Regions from separate parts of the Homo sapiens genome. Here all the other regions are linked to region 1. The links are chromatin contacts, found by Hi-C or POLR2A ChIA-PET in ENCODE. All regions are on one chromosome and are shown on one strand. Each heading gives the region's core, a stretch centred on a gene start or an enhancer-like site at or near the end of the contact. The rest is flanking DNA. Distances are from core to core; before and after follow the strand shown. Region 1 has its middle 85 kb from the start of SMIM23. Region 2 has its middle 120 kb from the start of SMIM23. Region 3 has its middle 150 kb from the start of SMIM23.

Region 1 (2,700 bases), core at 154-2,653:
CCTATAGTGCCTGCATTAACTAAACACATGGAAGATAAAGTATGACCATGGATGGTGTGCTGAGCACTGAGCCACCGCCCGCTGGAGAGGAGAGGGCCTAGGTGCTAGGCCTGGAGGCCGGATCATCCAATCCCACGGAAGAACTGTGGGATTTGAATACCTGTTTCCTCACCAGGAAATGGCATTATTGTGAGAATTTGAGTGAAATCCAATTTGTACAAAGCACAAAGTAGGTGTCCCATCAACATGAATTACCTTCCTTTTTTCTTCAACTCCAATGCCACTTTTCCTAACTCCAGGATCAGCAGCAGCAAATGCCACCAGCTAGCAACTTCACTGTCCTGCCTCACCCCCTCTCTCTGGACAAACGGCAGAGTAAAACAGTGTCCTCTTGGGAGTCCAGGCACATAGACACCCGAGTATCTCTGAGTTGGGGATGTGTAGAGCCTGGAGCAAAGGCATCACTCCCCTGACTGCCCATCTTTTGTTCCACACACAGGGCAGTTTTCAGACTCATCAAACAAACAGGAAAAAAAAAAAAGGTTTCCACAAGCCAGACTTCGAAAGCATAAAATCAGCTGCAGAAAACTTCTGAACTTGAGCTAGCATGTTATTGGGCAAATTTTGAGTGCCATTTGCATTTGTTGCAAACAGCTCTTGGAGGGTTTCTTGGAAACCTGTTGAGCAGTGATTTTTTTTTTTCATTAGCCACTAGTTGCTAAATGCATGGGCATCATAGCACTCTGGGCATCATGGTTTGTAAGCAGCTGAAAACCTGAGATCAAGTGCAAGGAGGACTCTGGCTGCCAAATTTCAGGGCAGGGAGAAATAAAAGGAAAAAAGAGAAATGTGGAATGTGTTTCTACTTACTGTCCATTCCAGTAAAATGAAAAGATCTCTCCTCCAAACATATGTTACTGCTTAGGCCAGAAACTGTATATATTGGTCTAAATCCAGAATGGTCTGTGTGACATATTACTCTGTATGACAAAATTACTACAACCTGCATTCGCTATAGAAATGCCTGCTGCAACAGTAAAGGATGATAATTTGTTGTACAACAGAAGTACATAATAATTTCATGTCAGTGTGGGCCAGGCCTTGGGATTTTCAAAAGGAAATCTCAGATGCATGTGGACCAGTGTTGAATAGGCACCCCCGATCCCTCCTCCTCTACCCCCACCCCCCCAACACTCATATCGTGTGTGATCAGAATAGGAGAAAGTGGGGCTTTATTTATAACATACCATATTCCACTTGAAAGTGACAAGAACACACACACACATACACACACAGACATACACACACAATCAACACTAAAAATAAAGTCAAGTGGCAATCTGGTGTTCTCATGCATGAGGCACCAGTGGTCAGAGCTGGTTCACCAACCAAAGGGTGAAGGACGGTCAAGGAGCCAACAGACAGGAATGTTCATCTTTCAGCACTGAGCTGCTTCGAACCCGTCCAGAGTGAAGCCACGTGAATTCCTCAAGACCCCTCCTTCCTGCACCCGACAAACCACAGCCCCCTCTTTGGCCCTTGTCTGGGCTAAGGTTTCATTACAAAGCCCGGGCCCCATTCCAATCCTCTCATCTGTCCCTCTAATGGGCTCCGACAGATCACTCCACAGTACACGGATTCTCGTTGGGATAACGTCTTGGAGAGTAGCAACCTGAAATATGATCTAGTCAGAGTGCGTTAACGGTAAAGCATTTCTTTATGACACTTTTCACAAAGCAAGGTTGCAAACCAGGGAGAAATATACGACTAGAAAAATGGAATGCAGAACACAAAAGCAGCCCAGGTGCTGAGACATGTTAGCGCGTGACACAGTGTTTCCCGATGTGGACACTTCAGTTCCAGGAAAATGTTAAAACATTCTTTTCTCTTCCTTCTCTCCCTTTCCTTCCTTCCTTCCCTTTCTTCCTTCTTTCTTTGTCTTCCTTTCTTCCTTTTGCTCCTGCCTTTCTTTCCTTCCATCTTTCCTTCCGTTTCCTGTCATGTTGGGCAGATTTTCAGAGTGGGAAAGAAGAGACTTCCCTGGGCAGCGTTATTGAAGTGTCCTTTTCTGGGTGTTACCCCGGATAATCTGGTCATCCAAGCACTGCTGTCCTCCCAGATCATATCATCTAAATTTCAAACCTATTGTTCCACTAGAAAATTAGCTAGGCTCTTCTCAGACACACTTAAAATGTTCCTACAAAGGAAAAGATCCCATAAAACCCTTTTATATCTCAATTACATCAAAATCTCACTTAATTTGTCTCTCCTATCAGGGGCAATGACTTAAGCTACCGTGGCTTCAGGGAACCAAGCCTTCTCTGCTGTCAGCTGGGCAGCCAGACCTGTATTCTGGGTTTGGTGACCGTCGAAAATCTATCTTCTTAGAGTTTTTTGGTTCAATAAAACCTGAAACATATTTTGCCTGGCGTTTTTCCTCAGGATTTTTAAGCCCGTGTGTACTTTATGGCAAATGGGATCCATATGTCCCTGATTCATTGATACTTAAGCCATTAGGATGCTGTGTTGTAAGAACACTTTGATGTCCAAGGGCTGTCTTGCCATTTGCAGGACTTTTTTCTTCACAAACAGGAAGTTTTCCCTTCTCAAGGAGTACACAAAGCAAGAGGCCGGCTCCCCCAGAATGTGTGACAGTGAGTGGGAGGCAGTCCCGGCCTCCAGGATGTGCTTGTCTGGCCC
Region 2 (2,805 bases), core at 21-2,520, 33 kb before region 1:
GGAGAGAAAATTAATAACCCAGTAACTGTAAACTAATAATGAAGGATTAAAGTGCAGTGGCTAATGGCACAATCAGACGCTGATCCATTGCTTCAACAGATATCCTTAGAGAACCTACTTTGTTCTAGGTCTGATGTTGGACACTGGGGATTCAGATATGAGTAAGATACAGTCGGGGTAACTGAGGTCTGAGGGGGAGTGTCACAAAAAATTCACTCCTTCAGAAATATCCACTGAATTCGTACTATGTGTCAGGCGTGATGCCAGGGGCTGGCACGACGTGGTGCCCCACAGAGGCAGGGAGCTGGGTCTCCTGCTGAGGCTACGCCATCCTTTATAGTCTCAGGGACGTCTTTCCCTGTCCAGGCCTCCGTTTGTAGACCTGTCAAGTCAAGTGACAAGATCAAATGGCCAATGGGCTCTTTCACTTCTGACAGCTAAGGCTAACCCTGTAGGTAAAGTCCAGCTGAAACCGAATCCCGCCACTCTTTAATTTCCTCATCTGTGAAATGGCCTTGTCACAAACAGCACCTACTTCACAGGGTGCTTGTGATGATTAAATGAAAGAATAGATGTAAATTACTAAGTATGTGCCTGGCATCCTCTCAATGCTGTCTGTTCAACAAGCTCCTCATTCTTGCTACTGTGATTCTATCTGACACCTGCCGCGTGCCCTTCCTTGTGCCAGACACTAAGCCTGGCTCTGTGGAAAGAGCATAAAAGACCCTCCAGGGTACACCCTCCAGGAGTGCTGCATGGAGTGGGTTGAAGGAGGGAATTCACCCAGGGTGGTAGGGTGGGCCTGGAAGCCTCTGAGCTGAGCCGCTCAGGAGAGAGGAGGAGGGGTCACTGGGGTTGGGGGACAGGATTGGGGATCAGAGGAAGCCTCCCAGCGGGGGAGGGGCAGGGCCTGCGCCCTTCCCCTCCGGGAGCCCCCGGTGGCTAGATCTGGTCTGGGCGCAACCCCTGACTGAGGCTGCGCTGGGAGTGCCGAAAGGTGGCCTTGTGGGTAAGTCCTTCCAGCTGCATCCAGGTAATCCCGGCCTTCGAGCGGGAGAGATGATACCCCCCGAGGGCCGGGCCTGGTCCGGCTCAGGATGCGTGCCCTGTGAAAATGCTCAGCAGCCCTCGCCTTTAGGAGTGCTCAGGTCCAGCATGAATCATTCCTTTTTGAACTTGTCTAAATGTGTTTATAAAATAAAGCTGCGGCCCAGGGCTGCTCCTGGCGGAGCGGGAAGGTAATATGTTTTTAATTGGAGAGATTGGGGGAAGGAGGCAGCGGGCCAGGGTGAGCTCACCCCGCATGAATGCGGCTGGGCGGAGAACAATGTACGTTCACATTCTTTGACTACAACGGGCCTCCGCAGGACCTGGCTCGGTGGGCAATTCTCCGGCCTCGGGGCGGGCGTCCGGGCCCGCGCCGTCTGAGGTTAGCGGGAGCGCGTACCCTGGGAGGTGGCCAGAAGCCCTACATTGAAATATCACAGTGGGTCAGAGCAGGGGTCGCAAACTCCAGTGCACCCAGGAACCGCGCAGTATCTCAAACCCACGGACACCCAGTGTAGACCTGGAGAACTGGAAATGCGTGGCCTCTGCAAAGGGGACAGGCACCAGTGGACTCCACCAGCCCCGTCACCAGATTGAATGTTTCTCAAGAAAAACCAGAAATCATATCTGGATGTAAAAGCTCCTCTTTTTAAACGTTGTCTTTATTTAATTTTATCCTATTTTCTTACTTATTTTTGGTTATGTGGGCCAAATAAAACAGATGCCTAGGCCGTATTTAGCCCTGCAGCTGTCCCCTCTTTTAGATCTTGGGAGTGGACCTCATGCTGTCTTTTACCAGCTACCAGGACTTTAGGCAAGTTACTTCACTTCTCTGAGCTTTGGTCTCTTCAACTAGAAATCTGATAGATTAATGCTACTTTTCCTGACTTTTCAAATGCTTTCTATGTTGAGGATAAAGAGAGGAAAGAAGATAATTGTAATATTCATTGGGCATCTGCTATGTGCCGCGCATGGTGTTAAGCAATTTACGTATTTTGTTGTTGTGATGTTTTGTTTTGTTTTTTAATCATCATTATTCTGTAATCTAGGTATTATTCCCATTTTGCAGATTAAGAAATACAATCTTAAAAAGCTGAAGCTGGAATGTGAACCAGTATTTCCAACTTTAAGCTGAAATCATCTGAATTTAAAGAACACATCGTGGTAAGAATGGGGAAATGGAGTCAAGAGTTAACTGGCTGACTTAATGTCACAAAGCCATGCCCAGTGAAGGCAGTAGCCATTTTGGGTCCTAGCTCAGGAATGATTCAAGTAGCAATAGCGTTTTGCAAAGTAAAACAGGCAGAGCTCTCAAGGTTAAATCAAGGGTATAATGGAGTAGGTACCCCCCTGCACTGCTCCAGTTACAGCCCTTCCAAAGGACGACGTAGCAGTATGTGTTAAAAGATTCATATTCTCTAAAAGATTCATCCACTTTCACCCAGTAATTCCTCCTGAAGGAATCAATCCTAGAGAAATAAAAGAGCTGTGGGCAAGCATTTGTAAAAAAAACTAATGCTCAGAAAATCGAACATTCATTATAAAGGAAGAGTTAAATAAGGTAGGTAATGTCCATACCCAGGAATATTATGTAGCCTTGAAAGAATGTGCAATAACGGGAGGAAATGCTCATGACATAATGTTAAGGAAAAAAAGTAGAATGCAAAATTAGGTAAACATGTGTATGATAATCAAAGAAATGTAAAGAAAGAAGATGGGAAGGAAATTCACCCCAATGTTAATTCTCTACGTGGTGGA
Region 3 (2,893 bases), core at 373-2,872, 60 kb before region 1:
TCCGATGTGCACAGCGAGCAGAGCTCACACAGGGCCTGTGCGTGATACAGGGGGGATTCTTGGCCTGGGCTCAGGGCGGATTGGTGGAGAAAATGTCGCATTCAATTAAGGCTGATTGGCCCTGACAGTTGTCTGGGTGAAGTTTATAAGGTACATCTAATCTGGATGCATCTGGTCATAAAAATGCAAAACAAGCCATTCCCACCCAAGTTCTAACTCCAGATGTGGGCTGATTCTCAGTGATTGACACCATATTTTTTGCAGCTGTCCTACATTTCAAATCTTTTTCTATTTAAAATATATTCATCATAATTATGGAATGCAATAAACAAACTTCAGCCTGATGACAAGCTTTAAATATAAGAAAGTTTCAGCTTAAAATAAATGCCGTGATTTCTCAGCCCAGGACGGAGACAGCACCAACAAGCATTCTCCAAAGGAGCCTTGACCTTGTCACCATGAACCAGAAACAGTTATTTTCTCTCCAGTATTGACTGATATTTGGAGCGGGGACAGAGGGAGAAAAATAAAAAAGCTATTTATATCAGATAGAAAAATGTGCACAACCATCGGAAAGCCACGCTTGCAACACAAAGAAAAAGAAATAGATTCAACTTAATCATGTTTTGAAGGCCTCTGGTGGTGCAGGTTCTTCCCAGGGCAGGGTAGACTAGAGGTTATGCACATAGACTTTGGGGCCAGGTTGCCTGCTTTCAAATCCCAGCTTCCACACTCCACACACTGGTACCTTGAGCATTGTTTTGTCACTTAACTATTCTGTGCCTCGGCTTCCTCGTCTGTAAAATGGAAGATGATAATACCACTTATTTCATCGTGGAACTGTAAGAGCTAAATGAGTTACTGTAAATAAAGGGTGTATAACAATGCCTGGCACATAAATGCTCAAGATGTGTTAGCTATGATGGTAATCCATATCAGCTGACCCCTTTCCATGGATCCTCCAAGGGGGAGAGTGAGGTTTCCAGAGATTAGATGACTCGCACAAGTTTCATCCAACCCCTGGCAGAGCTGACATCCAAACCCTGATCATTTGACTTCGCTATAAAACATGCCTGCGGGTGCTCAGTCTTGCTCATGTTTGCATTTTTTTTGCCTCAATTTAAAGTTTTTTAAAGAAAGTTTTCCTGGTGGCTGCTCTATCAGTGGCTTTTTATGCATTCAAATAGTGTCCTATGAAATCTTGGACAAAAGAGCATCCTTATGTTTCTTCTGCTGCTCCTGGGGCTCATCTTTTATTTTTAATGCTATTTAAATGAGTCTGTAATTGAGATAGTCAAATAAACAGGCTATTAGGTTAATTATAGAGAGCTCAGCCTACATCCAAGCTGCTGGGTTTCCTATCCTCTTGTGGACCTCAGCCATGACCTAATGATTCTACCATTAACAGCAAGTACAGCTTAGTTCCTCGAGAAAAATGAGAACTACCCAGAGTTCATGTCAACAATCTGCTCCTCTTTAAAATGAAGCCATAAGTCACAAGCCCTCTGAGTTCCCAGAGAAGTGTCTGGAGCTAAATTTGTATCCTGACTGTGATAATTGTTCTCCTATTAGGCTGATGAGAGAATTAGCAGAGCCAAGTCCTCTGGGGCTGTGCCCACAGCTCGGGCCAAGCTGAAAATGACTCTGTGAGTTTTATTTGTGAGATGTGTAAAAGGCTTGTCCATCACTGGGCCCGTGGACATGGGTTCAATATCAAAATAGCATGAGCCGCCTTTCCCAACAGACAGACTCCAGTCCTGGCAGGCCCTCTGAATACAGCAGGAACAAAAAATTCCTGCCGGAAAAGGTGTAGCTGGGTGTTAGTTCTCTCTACAGCCCTGTGGATGGCTCCACTGATATCTGTGGCCCGTGCCTGACCTGCTGCACTCCTGTTTGAGAGAGGTAGTGTGGAAGGGTGGCAAGAGCGTGTCCTTTGGAGACAGACCCAGGCTCAAATGGGTGGACTGGGGTCAGCAGCCCCAGGTATTGGTCTCAGAGATTGGTCTGTGAAAGGGGAGAATGGGAGTAAATAGTCTCTGACTTGCAGGATCGTCATGAAGATTGGAAGAGATTATGTGGGGAGAGGACCAGGCTTGAAGCCAGTGCTCAATAAACAGAGGCTGAGGTTTTGATTCTCTGGGGTCAATGAGGCACTTAACATGGTTGTCTGGGATTGGAAAGATTGTTTCTCCTTCTGTAGCCAGAATGGCAAATAGATTGTATCTCCCAGTTCGATATGAATCAATTGGAGATGCCTGCTTAAAGTGCAGTGAATGATTTGTAATACCTGCCATGGACTAGGGTGGGTGATAAGAGAATGCACCCCATGTGTTTCTATCTCCCTTCTAGAATGTAAGCTCCAAAGGCAGGGACTGGGTCTGAACAACAATCCATTAACTTTGTACAGGCTCCAAAGCATTTTTGCATCAATTATCTCATTACTCTCCCCCAAAATCCTCAGACATGGTATGCTGTGGTCCCACATCCCCTGGAATTGCAAATATTCTGTCCTCCAAAAGGGCCTGGAGTTTAAAAACTATAGCTAATGTAATAGGCAAGGAAAACCTTATTCACCCTAATCTACAGATGAGGAAATTGAGTCTCAGAGGGAGAAATAAACTGCCCAGAATCATACACTCAGTTGACAGAAGAACTAGAACTCAATTTAGATAATTTATTTATTTATCTACTCAACAAACATTCCTTCATTGCCTACTATGATCAAATTCTGGACTCAACACTCATGTTGCCCTTGAAGTTGCCTACAGTCTAGTGGGGGATATTGATGTGTAAACAATGAAATTACAAAACTGTGTGTGAGAGTGCAAACAGTCAGGGAAGAGGGAACATTTCAACTAAGTTTTGAAGGCATGAGATCCAGAAGAGCTCAGTT

The links. A loop is a pair of places that touch in the nucleus more often than their neighbours do. ChIA-PET counts read pairs that join two places held with the same protein, here RNA polymerase II (POLR2A). Pooled maps may share reads with other maps.
Region 2: a loop to region 1 is called in a pooled map, with 5 times the contacts of the local background. The contact joins two enhancer-like sites. A Hi-C loop is called at or near these places in 1 of 168 maps with a recorded cell type or tissue (GM11168) and 1 of 50 pooled maps. POLR2A ChIA-PET finds 5 or more read pairs at or near these places in 3 of 52 experiments (H1, MCF 10A and activated naive CD4-positive, alpha-beta T cell).
Region 3: a loop to region 1 is called in a map of Right ventricle myocardium inferior, with 4 times the contacts of the local background. The contact joins two enhancer-like sites. A Hi-C loop is called at or near these places in 3 of 168 maps with a recorded cell type or tissue (Right ventricle myocardium inferior, astrocyte of the cerebellum and gastrocnemius medialis) and 3 of 50 pooled maps. POLR2A ChIA-PET finds 5 or more read pairs at or near these places in 3 of 52 experiments (H1, MCF 10A and activated CD4-positive, alpha-beta T cell).

What each region holds. Positions count from the first base shown.
Region 1 is chr5:171,699,855-171,702,554 of GRCh38, forward strand. No RefSeq gene overlaps it. Among named protein-coding and RNA genes, the nearest start is that of SMIM23, 85 kb to the right of the region's middle. Within about 2 kb of position 1,404, at least 3 of the 41 ENCODE cell types and tissues checked have a DNase peak (open chromatin) inside an H3K27ac peak, as active enhancers do.
Region 2 is chr5:171,666,702-171,669,506 of GRCh38, forward strand. No RefSeq gene overlaps it. Among named protein-coding and RNA genes, the nearest start is that of SMIM23, 120 kb to the right of the region's middle. RefSeq lists enhancers at 968-1,546, 1,547-2,124. Within about 2 kb of position 1,271, at least 9 of the 41 ENCODE cell types and tissues checked have a DNase peak (open chromatin) inside an H3K27ac peak, as active enhancers do.
Region 3 is chr5:171,639,154-171,642,046 of GRCh38, forward strand. No RefSeq gene overlaps it. Among named protein-coding and RNA genes, the nearest start is that of SMIM23, 150 kb to the right of the region's middle. Within about 2 kb of position 1,623, at least 3 of the 41 ENCODE cell types and tissues checked have a DNase peak (open chromatin) inside an H3K27ac peak, as active enhancers do.